2 separate regions of the Homo sapiens genome follow, and region 2 is linked to region 1. Evidence: chromatin contacts called from ENCODE Hi-C or POLR2A ChIA-PET data. All regions are on one chromosome and are shown on one strand. The core of a region is the stretch at or near the end of the contact, and the rest is flanking DNA. Distances in the headings are between cores, read along the strand shown. Region 1 overlaps KIAA1549L (KIAA1549 like). Region 2 has its middle 14 kb from the start of C11orf91.

The links. A loop is a pair of places that touch in the nucleus more often than their neighbours do. ChIA-PET counts read pairs that join two places held with the same protein, here RNA polymerase II (POLR2A). Pooled maps may share reads with other maps.
Region 2: a loop to region 1 is called in a map of PC-9, with 14 times the contacts of the local background. The contact joins two enhancer-like sites. A Hi-C loop is called at or near these places in 7 of 168 maps with a recorded cell type or tissue (HCT116, MCF 10A, PC-9 and 3 more) and 9 of 50 pooled maps. POLR2A ChIA-PET finds 5 or more read pairs at or near these places in 9 of 52 experiments (A549, BJ, HCT116 and 6 more).

The regions. Positions count from the first base shown.
Region 1 is chr11:33,630,783-33,636,465 of GRCh38, forward strand. All of the region lies in intron 16 of KIAA1549L (KIAA1549 like), which reads left to right. Among named protein-coding and RNA genes, the nearest start is that of C11orf91, 67 kb to the right of the region's middle. Within about 2 kb of position 2,694, at least 4 of the 41 ENCODE cell types and tissues checked have a DNase peak (open chromatin) inside an H3K27ac peak, as active enhancers do; they include PC-9 and mammary epithelial cell, where a contact is called at or near this core.
Region 2 is chr11:33,683,948-33,689,612 of GRCh38, forward strand. No RefSeq gene overlaps it. Among named protein-coding and RNA genes, the nearest start is that of C11orf91, 14 kb to the right of the region's middle. Within about 2 kb of position 3,829, at least 3 of the 41 ENCODE cell types and tissues checked have a DNase peak (open chromatin) inside an H3K27ac peak, as active enhancers do; they include PC-9 and mammary epithelial cell, where a contact is called at or near this core.

The sequences.
Region 1 (5,683 bases), core at 1,444-3,943:
ATTTGGCCATCTTGGCTCCTCCCGATTTAAGAGATTTTCAAGGGCTTTTCTCTACATGATTTTTACCTACTCTGCTGGCTGGCATTAGCATTAGCATCTAAGCTTTGTATGAGATTCCACTGTATCAACCCGTGTGAGGCTCTGTGGAGAAGGGAAAGATGTATTAATTTTCGTGCATGGCCAGGTAATTACTAGTGGAGGAGAGAGGTGGAGGCACGTGCAACGTACTGTGGCAATGAACTTGGATGGGAAGAGGAAGTGCTCCTGAGGGTTTGTTCCTTCCTGTCTGTCCCACAGCCACTGCCCAGTACTGTCTCCATTACTCACCACTGCTGAAGCTGCCAGACAGCTGCCAGGGACATCCTTCTAAAACACACACTCTTGTTCAAAATCCTCCAGGAGCTCCCCATAGCTTTGGAGATAAAACTCAGACTCTAAGCTCCCAGCTCAGCACTTTTCTGCTCTGGCTGGCCCAGATGTGCCCTTCTAGCTGACGCGTGTTACTCCTTCAACCACCCCCTTGGCTCCAGCCTGAACACCTTCCCCAAACTTGTCCTGTGGTTTCTCATCTCCGGGTTTTTGCATGCATGCATCACTCCGCCTGGAATCTCCCTTCCCACCTGCTTCATCCAGGCCCAGGCTGCTCAGCCTCCTCGCTGTTAACACTTAGGGCTGTAGAGTTTCTTCATATGGTGCGCTGTCCTGTACGTTACAGGGTTTTTAGCAGCATCCGTGGTCTCTACCTATGCCTGAGGTGCCAGAAGCCCCTCCCAGTTGTGACAACCAAAATACGTCTCCAGGCATTGCAGATGTCCCCTGGTGGTCAAACCTGCTCCTGGCTGAGAACTACTGACCTAAGCAATGCTTTTGGAACTTGGTTTAAACATGACCTTCCCCAGCACCTTTTCCTGGCCCCTATGCCTATGGGCCCCTCCTTTGTGTTCCAGTAGCCCCTGATACCCCAATCAAAGCCTTCACCTCCAACTTCCATTAGTTAGTTCACTTGTGTTATTTCCCCATGCAACTCCTCGAGGACAGGAGTCATGTTTTATTTATCCTTGAAACCACAGCACTCGGAATAGTAACTGGCACACAGTAGATGCGGTGTCTCTATTTGTTGGGCAAATGAACAAACAAGTGTGTCAAACAGAAGAGGTGACTCCTGAGCTGAGACTTGAAAAAATGGGTCACGTTTCTAGCTCTGAGCCAAATACACATTAGATTTGACGGAATATCAAAACCATAGGCTGATGTCCATTGCCATTTGGAGTTCACTGTGAATGGTGGTTATCCACTAAAATCCTTTGGCAAAAGCAACAGAAACTCCAACTTAAACGATCTTAAAACATGAACAGGGTGAATTGTTTACGGTAAATCCAGGCATGGTTTGGTTGGGGCCCCAGTCTGTTCCTCTGCATTATACACAGGTCTGTGTTCCCTTGTGTGTTGGCTGTATCCACAGGTGGACTCTGGTAAGAAATCCCAGGCCTCATATCTACATCCTGTATGGACCAGTGCAAGAGGGAATTCTCTTTTCCCAACCTCAAGACAAGGTTTATGGGTTTTACTCTGACTGAGCCATCATATGCCAAGTGTCCAGCCCTTCATGAATCACTGTAGCAGTGAATGCGGGGAGATTACACTGATTAATTTAACTTGGTCAGGCCCCATCGATGGAGCTGGGGCAGCTTAGTCCCAGCTAGCCCCCCTGGCTGAAACACAGGGAGAGAAGGAGATGGATGCTGAGGCCATCACAGTGCCTGCTACAGTACCTGCTGCTTGAGGAACACTTGTAGTTGGACTTTTTTATTTAGAGAGACAGATCTTGCTCTGTTGCCCAGGCTGGAGTACAGTGACATAATCACAGCTCACTGCAGCCCCAACCTCCTTGGCTCAGGCGAGCCTCCCTCCTCAGCCTCCCAAGTAGCTAGAACTACTACTACCATACCTGGTTAATTTTTAATTTTTATTTATTTATTTATTTATTTTTGTAGAAATGGGGTCTCCCTATGTTGCCCATAGAGGCTGGCCTAGAACTCCTGGCTTTGAGCAATTTTCCCACCTCAGCCTCCCAGAGTGCTGGGATTATAAACATGAGCACTGTGTTGGGCATTTTAAGGAACACACCCAACAGTCTCCTCCACGTCACTCTTCCCTCCAGTTTCAGCCTGTTGTCATCTTTGTGTTTTTTGTCGTTGTTGTTTGTTTTTGAGACAGAGTTTCATTCTTGTTGCCCAGGCTGGAGTGCAATGGTGTGGTCTCAGCTCACTGCAACCTCCACCTCCTGGGTTCAGGCGATTCTCCTGTCTCAGCCTCCCAAGTAACTGGGATGACAGGTGCCCACCACCATGCCCAGCTTTTTTTTTTTTTTTTTTTTTTTTTTTTTTTGTATTTTTAGTAGAGACAGGGTTTCACCATGTTGGCCAGGCTGGTCTTGAACTCCTGACCTCAGGTGATCTGCCCGCCTCTTTCTCCCAAAGTCCTGGGATTTTTACAGGTGTGAGTCACTGCGCCCAGCCCTCTTGTCATCTTTGGTTGGCCCATTCTGAAGGGAAAGATCAGCGTGGTGTTGTGTAACGACTGCTATTCACTGTGAGCTCGGGAAGTCCAGGCTACAGTCAGAGGTTCATGTTTTAGACACAGATAGAGTGACAGAGGGATTTTGTGCATCCGTCTGGTTTTTTCAAGAGCTGAAGAGGTGAAAGGGCAGACTTGAGTGGATGGCGGGGAGAGCCTGTTTGTGATGGAATAGTGCTAACTCACGGGAGAGATCCTCCCAGTGTCCTCGCTCCCTGCAGTGCCAGCTCAGCTAAGATGAAAAAAAGCAGGTGATGACTCACCTAGAAAGCAAAACGCGAATTAGCTTTCCAAGAGAGAAAGCCATTCTGATATGTTTACTTTCGGGTGGATTCCTTTTGAAGAGGTGTTTTTAATTATGACTGTGGTTTATATATTGTTCTTGAAGTTCACAGGTAGTACAGTGTAGGGGCTGTGCTCATAGCCTCTGGAGCTAGGCTACTTACAAGCTACGTGAAGTTAGGCCAGTTACCTTCCTATCTGCGCTTTAGTGTTCTCATCTGTAAAATGGGGATACCAGTGGTACCTACTTTATGAGGATGTTGTGGAAATTAAATGAGCTAATGCAGACAAAGCATGTAGAAAACAGGCGGTGAACATTAGCTATTATAACTCCCCAGGAGGGAGAGGGCGATACTCCCCTTTTCCTGTTTCTTTTCTAGCAGTTACTACTCTGTTTTTGTTGTTGTTGTTGTTGTTTTGAGACAGAGTCTCATTCTGTCGCCCAGGCTGGAGTGCAGTGGCATGATCTCAGCTCACTGCAACTTCTGCCTCCCGGGTTCAAGCAATTCTCCTGCCTTAGCCTCCTGAGTAGCTGGGATTACAAGCATGCACCACCATGCCCAGCTAATTTTTGTATTTTTAAGAGAGGCAGGGTTTCACCAGGTTGGGCAGGCTTATCTGGAACTCCTGACCTCAAGTGATCCACCCACCTCGGCCTCCCAAAGTGCTGGGATTACAGGTTTGAACCACCACGCCCGGCCTGCGCTTACTGCTCTGAATTGTGTCACACACCAAAGAGAGGACTGCATTCCTCCAAGGGTGCCTTTCTCCAGCATGACTGGACAAGAGATGGGCCGTAGTACAAGGCCACACTTCCAGAGATGACCTTTAAGGTAATGTTTTTGCAAACACAGGGTGGGACAGTGGTTGCAACTCAAGGCAAATGGATCTTGTGGGCTGCTCAGTAATTGAATTTCCCCTGCTCCTTAGAGAGCAACAAGTTATGGGGGGAGAAAGACGGGAAGTTGAGCTGGCACCTAAGACTTCTGTTACACGGGGAAGATGTTTTGCTTTAGGGGCAGTGAGTAATGCTGAGAGCATTGGAGCACCTTCTTTTATCCTTGTCTGTCCCATCTTCATAGTCTCAGTGGAGACTCTGATTATGAGTCACTCTCTGAAAGGTCCTCTCTGAAAGAGGATGTCCCTATTTCCTTAGAAGTCTATGAGAGACCCTTTATATGTCTTTTCTACTGAACTGAAACACAGAAACAGCATGCTGTCCTCACATCCTCATAGCCCTGGAGTGATCGTAGATCATCCTTTGGAAGGGCCATCAGAATGAAATTTGAAATTTTGCTGAAAAAATTTTTTTTAATTCCATTTGCACGCCTTTGCAGAAAAGTGACCAAGCCATTATTTTGAACCCCACTGCCTGTTCTGAGGGGAACCAATCTCACTTTATTATTAGAGAAGCTTCCAGGATGCAGGCTTATGGGAAACTGCTGCCAAAGGTCTCTCTGCTCCTGTACCATCATGGTCTTCTTCCCACCTGGTGAAGTGAGAACTTCCTGAAATGTGGTTTCCAGAAGCAACTTTCTAAATATGTCTCTCCTTCCTCAGTAACAGGCAGCACTTGCAGTGGGCAGAGGAGGCATTAAATGGAGAGAAGTGGCACTGTTTTGTGTGGCCCAAAAGACTCCGATTGGTGGAAAATAAAAATGGACATGGAGCCAGATAAATTTCATCATGGCCAGATGGCCCAGGAATTTATCTTGCTGAAACCCCCACTCGGTCTCTGGGCCCTTGCCACGAAGTTGCATAATTTGTTCAGAATCTGTTCGTGCAGGATGGAGCTGCGATTGACACTGAGCTGAAAATCTGGGCTTTGGGGCAGGGTTTGGAGAGAGGCTTCAAATTCCTATGCTCCAGAAATGAAGTAACAAGGTGAGGTAAAGTGATGTTACACCCACTTGTGTGTCCTGGAAAGTGTGGGCTTGTAAAACCCCTGTTCACTTCGGGGCGCCTAACTCAAGAAATTCTAGAATAAGTGGCCTCAAGAGCCCTTTATCCCTCTTCGTTAAGCCCATTCTAGATAAAACTGTTTCATTCATTTTAGACAAAACTGTTTCATTCATTTTAGACAAATGGAAATGTCTTTTACTGTTGAAGACTTTTGAGTAGGAATTCTCCAGACTTTTAACACTCATTTATTCAGTGAGTATTTATTAATGTTCTACCACATGCCATTCTGGGATACGGCAGAAAATATGACAATATCCCTGCCCTCATGGGGCTTATCCAGTAGTCACCACTTATCCATGGTTTCAGCTACTTACGGTCAACTATGATCTGAAAATATTAAATGGGAAATTCCAAAGATAATTTATACGTTTTAAATTGTGTGCCATTCTGAGTAGTGTAATGAAGTCTGACGCCATCCCACTCCATCCCACCCAGGACATGAATCTTGCCTTTGTCCAGCTTATCCTGGTCAACAAGGATAATGTCTATGCTACCCAGCTGTCAGTCACTTAGTCACACAGTGGTTATTCAGACAACCACTGTCGCAGCATGCCAGTGCTTGTGTTCAGGTAACCCTTATTTTACTTAATGGTGGCTCCAAAGGGTGAGAGTGGTAACGCAATTTGGTTATGACAAAGAAAAGCCCTCTAGTGCTTCCTTTAATAGGTGAAAGTTGCTGACTTAGTAAGGAAAGAAAAAAAATTGTATCCTGAGGTTGCTACAATCTCTGGTAACAATGAATCTTCTTTTTTTTTTTTTTTTTGAGACAGAGTCTCGCTGTGTCACCCAGGCTGGATTGCATTTGCGTAATCACGGCTCACTGCAACTTCCACCTCCTGGGTTCAGCCTCCCAAGTAGCTGG
Region 2 (5,665 bases), core at 2,579-5,078, 54 kb after region 1:
AATCCAAATGAAAATTCAGGAACCATGTACTTTATGAATGAAGCCACAGTACACTGAACACTCTCATTTTGAATTGCTCATATCAATAAAATGCCATTCAGAATGTACCAGATTATTAATGTATGGGTTTTGGTTTTTATCCATCCTCTCAAATATAGTGCTCTGTGGAGCAAATCTAAATAGGCGAACCAAGTAGCGCTTTGCAGTGATACCATTCTTTGCTGCCTTAGTCTGTGTAGCTTAGTTGGCATTGTGTTGGGTTTTTCTTGCCACATTTGCATATGAAATAAAGCACATTGTCTCACTGGTAATTCGCCTTCCAAGGTGTAAGCAGATATTTGTGTTCACAGTTTGTCTTTTCCCTTAATACTTCTTTCTCCATTCCTCATAAGGAAGAGATTTTAACAAGTGTTTACAATATTCTCAGAATATTAGACATTGCCACATGATGAAGTGATATATCTTGCTGTTTTTGAAGTGATAGAATCCCAGACTCTGAGTTGAAAGGGAATCTAGTGAAGATTCTGTCCTTCACACTCCAGTCATCACAGGATAAACCTCATGACCTCTGTACACAATGTTACTCCCCTCGTCAGAGATTAAGCAGGACTAGAGCTTCGGAAAAGCAGACAGTCAAAATGAGAGGAAGTGGAGCAGAGAGAGGAGAAGATCAGGAAAAGAGAGCTTTTGAATGCAATTTAATAGAGAAAAAGAAAAAGGCACTATAGTTACCCTGGGATGGGGGCTGGGGGGTTACAAGTTTGTTGTGCTTTTTTAATACTTTATAGTTTAGGATTGTTTTCATTTTTAATTACATATAGGAAAAGAGGGCACTAAAATCTTTTCAGTTTGGGGCCTGATAAGGTTTTACTGTAGCTCCGAATCTATGTCATGACCACTGTTATTACACTTTAAAGGGATCCCAATCTTGGGATTTGACATCATCCAGACCTAGGTTTAGAACCTTGCCTTTACTACATTCTAGCTGTGTTACTTTGGGCAATTCATGTCCCCTCTCTGAGCCTTATCTGTGAAATGTGCAGTCAATGAGGTGACTGTAGAAGGGGAAGGAGAGAGTGCACCATTCACAACTGCATGGCACTCAACAAGTATGATGAATTATTGTTATTTATGGAGCCTCTGTTTGAATACTTGTACACAATGTTGCTCCCCTCGTCAGAGATTAAGCAGGACTAGAACTCACTTTCTCACCACAGCCAATGCATCACCCATTGATCACCCAGAAGGAGTGACTCCTCTACTCAGCCTCATCCGACTCATCTGCTATGGACAACCTCCCTTTTCAACAGCCTCCAGCACAGTGGGCTCAGGACACCTAGGGAGAGATGAATGGTGCTGTGAAAGGAAGAGCCCTTCATCATCCGGCCATGATGAGACAAGCTGGAACCAGCTGGAGCTGTGCTGCAGATTCCACATGCTCTTTTGGTTACAGCCTCATCATGCCTAGGAATCATTCTGAGTAACCAGCTCACCAGGAGTATAATACCCTGGTCCCAGCAACCCTGGAAAAGATCTGGGCTTGGTGGGTTAAAGATCTGGCAGCAAGAACGGTCAGCTCTGTAAGAGTGGCATGGAATTCTGGCTGGGCATGGTGGCTCACACCTGTAATCCCAACACTTTGGGAGGCCAAGCCAGGAGGATCACTTGAGGCCAGTAGTTCAAGACCAACCTGGGCAGCATAGTGAGATCCTGTCTCTATAAAAAAAAAAATAATTGCAACAGCCAGGCATGGTGGTATGTGGCTGTAGTCCTGGCTATTCAGAAGGGAGGATCACTTGAGCCCAGGAGTCTGAGGCTACAGTGAGCTATGATAGCATCACTGCACTGTAGTCTGGGCCACGGAGCAAGACTCTATCAAAAAAAAAAAAAAAAAATGACATGGAACTCACTCCTAGAATCATATGGTAAGCTCATGGAAAATAAGATTATATTTGGGGAAAATCCATAAGTCTCCTCCTGTACCAGCTCAAGGACAGTGTCGTTAAAGTGATGCATGTGCATGATTTGCATGTGATGAAATCAGGAGGGAACTTGCCCGTCCCCACTCTGGAGTCCATACCCTTGGCAATTAAGACGTTTGCCCACACAAACATTCTCCATATCAGCTGGCTGCTGTGGGCTAAAGGACAACAGGGAAAATATAATAGTTTGAAGCCAGTCACTGAAGAAAAGAGCTAAGAGTTTAAGACTTCAGGCTTTGGAGTGGCTCAGCCACATCCTAGCTAGATGCCTCTCGATGCCTCTATAAAATGGGGGCTGGGGCCATTTTCCTCATGTGTTGGGATGTAAATATTGATGAGATGCTGTATGTAGGGTGCTGAGCCCAGGGCCTGGCACTTGGCAATTCCTCAGTAGCTGGCAATTGCTAGCTGGCAGGGCTTGGGAGAAGCTCCAAGGGTGTCTCTAACCCCCTGACTGGACTCTCCTGTGCTCAGACACCACCACATCTTTTCCAGTGCTCTAACGGGCCCGTTAGAATGGTTGCATTAAACAGACTATAAAATGACATCAGTCCCTGAAATGCACCTAAAATAAACAGTTATTATGGACTGGATTGGGGAGGGCGCAGTGGACAATTCATATTTGCACATCATCCTTGTTTCTGTGTAGCAGGTTACACAATCTCTGCCAAGAGCCTGCTCATATACACGCATGCATACACCCAAACACGCATACTCACATGCCACACACTGGACAAGTGGGCCTATTCTGATTGTCCAGTGACTCTTCCTAAGTCACCTCCAAGAGAGAGAAGAAGGGACCTGGATTCCTGGAGGACTGCACAGAAGAAGAAGCTGCCAGCTGGAGCCTTGCAGGGAGGGAATAGGCTCAGCCATTGACCCCCTGTGTCAGCTTCAGCAGTGACTTCATTTCCCTGAGCCTATTTCTTCATTTATAAAGATGTGCCATTTTGCCTGCCCCCACAACAGTTAACTCTGGAAATCAAGCCTGCATGAAATCCCAAATATTACCTCTTCCCAGACTCAACACAATCTAATCAATTAAGAGGGGAAACTGCAGATATATTCTTCTATTCAGATCTGAGCTGTCCACTATGGTAGTTACCAATAGCCACGTGCCTATTTCAAGTTAAATTTAAATAACTAAAGTGAAATAAAGTTTAAAATTCACTTTCCCAGTTGCACTAGCCACATGTTAAAAACTCAATAGCTACATGTGTCTGATGGTCACCATAGTAAATGGCACTGATATAGAACATTTCTGCCATTTCAGAAAGTTCTATTGGACAGTGCTAAGATCATCCCAACATTAATGGCTAGTAATAACGACAGACAATAAAAAGATAAACAATAGTCTATATAAATAGATATATGTCTGAATAATAGGAACTAGGTAGACAAACAGAAGAGTACACAAAAACTAGAAATACATTGTAGATAATGCTATGAACTGAATTGTGTCCCCCGCTAAATTCATATATTGAAGCCCTAACCCCCAAAGTGATGGGATTTGGAGACAGAAACCTTAGACAGAGAATTATGTTTAAATGAGGTCATGAGGGTGGGGCCTTCATCATGGGATTAGTGCCCTTATAAGAAGAGAAAGAGACACCAGAGCTCTCTCTTTGCCATATGAGGACTCATGAAGAAGGTAGCCATCTCCAAGCCAGAAAGAGTCCTCAACAGGAACCAAATCAGCCAGCAGGTTAATCTTGGACTTCCCGGCTTCCAGAACAGTGAGAAATGAATGTCTGTTTTTTAAGCCACCCAGTCTGTGGCATTTGGTTACAGCAGCCCAAGCAGACCAATACACATAGTAAGAGTCAATGAGTTCAGCCCAGCTTCTCTTGTTCATGTGAACTGAACTTTTCATCTTGAAACCAGTTCTACAAAGAGCAGATTTTCCCTGGGTGAGTAAGATGTGGCTCTCAGCAGACAGCCACCTGCAGGCCTCTGGGAAAGGCCAGGTGCTGTGCCTGTTTATTTTTGCAATGAAAGCCTTCAATGGCTGTAGTGTCTCCTCCTCCCAAAAGGTTTCTAAATTGGATTTTTCCCTAGGTTATAATGAACAGGCTAATAAATGTCAGCCCTGGATGTGAGAGGACTAGAAAGGGGAGACCGTTTCATCCCATGTCTAAATCCATGCTGCCACCTGGTGGATCCCACTATAAGAGAAATGTGGGGATTTTGTGTTAATGACCAGAAACCTTGTTGCAAATTGCCCAGTGAACCCAAAGAGGCAAAGATGATGGTGAGCATTAGCTGTTTGTCACATCATGAGCTGAGCAGTTTACATACATATCTCAGGTAACTGGCAACAACCCCAGGCTGGGGGAATTATTGTGCGCCTTTTCCAGATGAGAAAAAGGGCCTAGAGAGTTAAGAATCTATTTTTTTTTTGAAAGAACAATTGGATGAATAAATGAGTAAACAAAGGAGTAAATGAATGCAGGCTTAGTTTATATGCATTGTTTTCAGAGTTACAGAATGTTTGTACTGGATTCAGGTAAACTCTGAAATGACAGTGATAATCCTGGCTGACTCTGTGAATGAGTAGATGGAATAATTAACATCTATTGAGTACTGGCTTTGGACTATGCATTGTTCTGAGTACTTCATACATATTAACTTACTTCAACCTTATAGCAACCTATGAAGTGGGGGTACTATATAATCTCCTCATTTTATAAATGACGAAACAAAGACACAAAGGTTAAGCAGTTTGTCCAAAGTCACACAGCTGGTGTGTGCTGGGATTTCAACCCAGGCAGTATGACCCCAGATCCAGCAATTATATACCACTTCTCAGATAAAAAGAGCTGTCTTAGGCCTGTCTCTGAATCTTGGTAAAGAACTCAAGGTACATCTTGACCCCATCCCCAAGCCTGTCATAAAGGCACTTGGCCCAGATGAGTCCCAGGATATTGCATCTAGATCATCCTTTCTTATCATTTTATGCAATTGACGTTTCCACCATAAGTCAAACCACAAGGCTGAGACTGCATTTTCCCCTCTATCCGCAGCCAGCAACGTGCTCCTTAAGCACATGGAGTGTCCACTTTGTGCAAAACCGTGTGCTCAGGATGACGATGATGACAACACAGGCCCTACCCTTAAGAAGATCGCAGTCGAGCTAGGGAGACATACTGATGGGCTATTATAATCCAGGTAGTAAGTCCCAGGAAAGGGGATGCCCAGAGTACAAAGGGAGCTCAGAGAAGGGACACATAGCCCAGACTGGGGACTGGAATCAGGGAAGGCTTCCTGGAGGAAGTGACATCCATGCTGTTGGGAGAGGAGCACTTCCCTTCAGCTTCCTTCCAAGAGCAGTACGGGAGTCCTGGCCTCTTCCTGCCTCTTTACCCGCCCAATGCCCAGTGATGGATGGGGACTTGTGATTCATAATTTGGGGAAGAATAAACTGGGCATACTTAGCCACACCCTGCCATTCCTCCTGGCTTAAGTAAAGAGAGTGACTGGCAATGGGTGTCTTTGATAATGAGCAACAGAAACTAAACTAAGGGAAACTAAGAAAGGTGTCGTCCGAACATTTAGAAGGAAAGGAATGAGGTGTTGCCACTGGACAACTCAGCTCCAACTACCATTTCTTGGGGAGAAAATATGAGAGACGGAGAGCAGCCTGCTCGCGATCATGTGTACTTGGAGCCTGATGCCACTCTTGT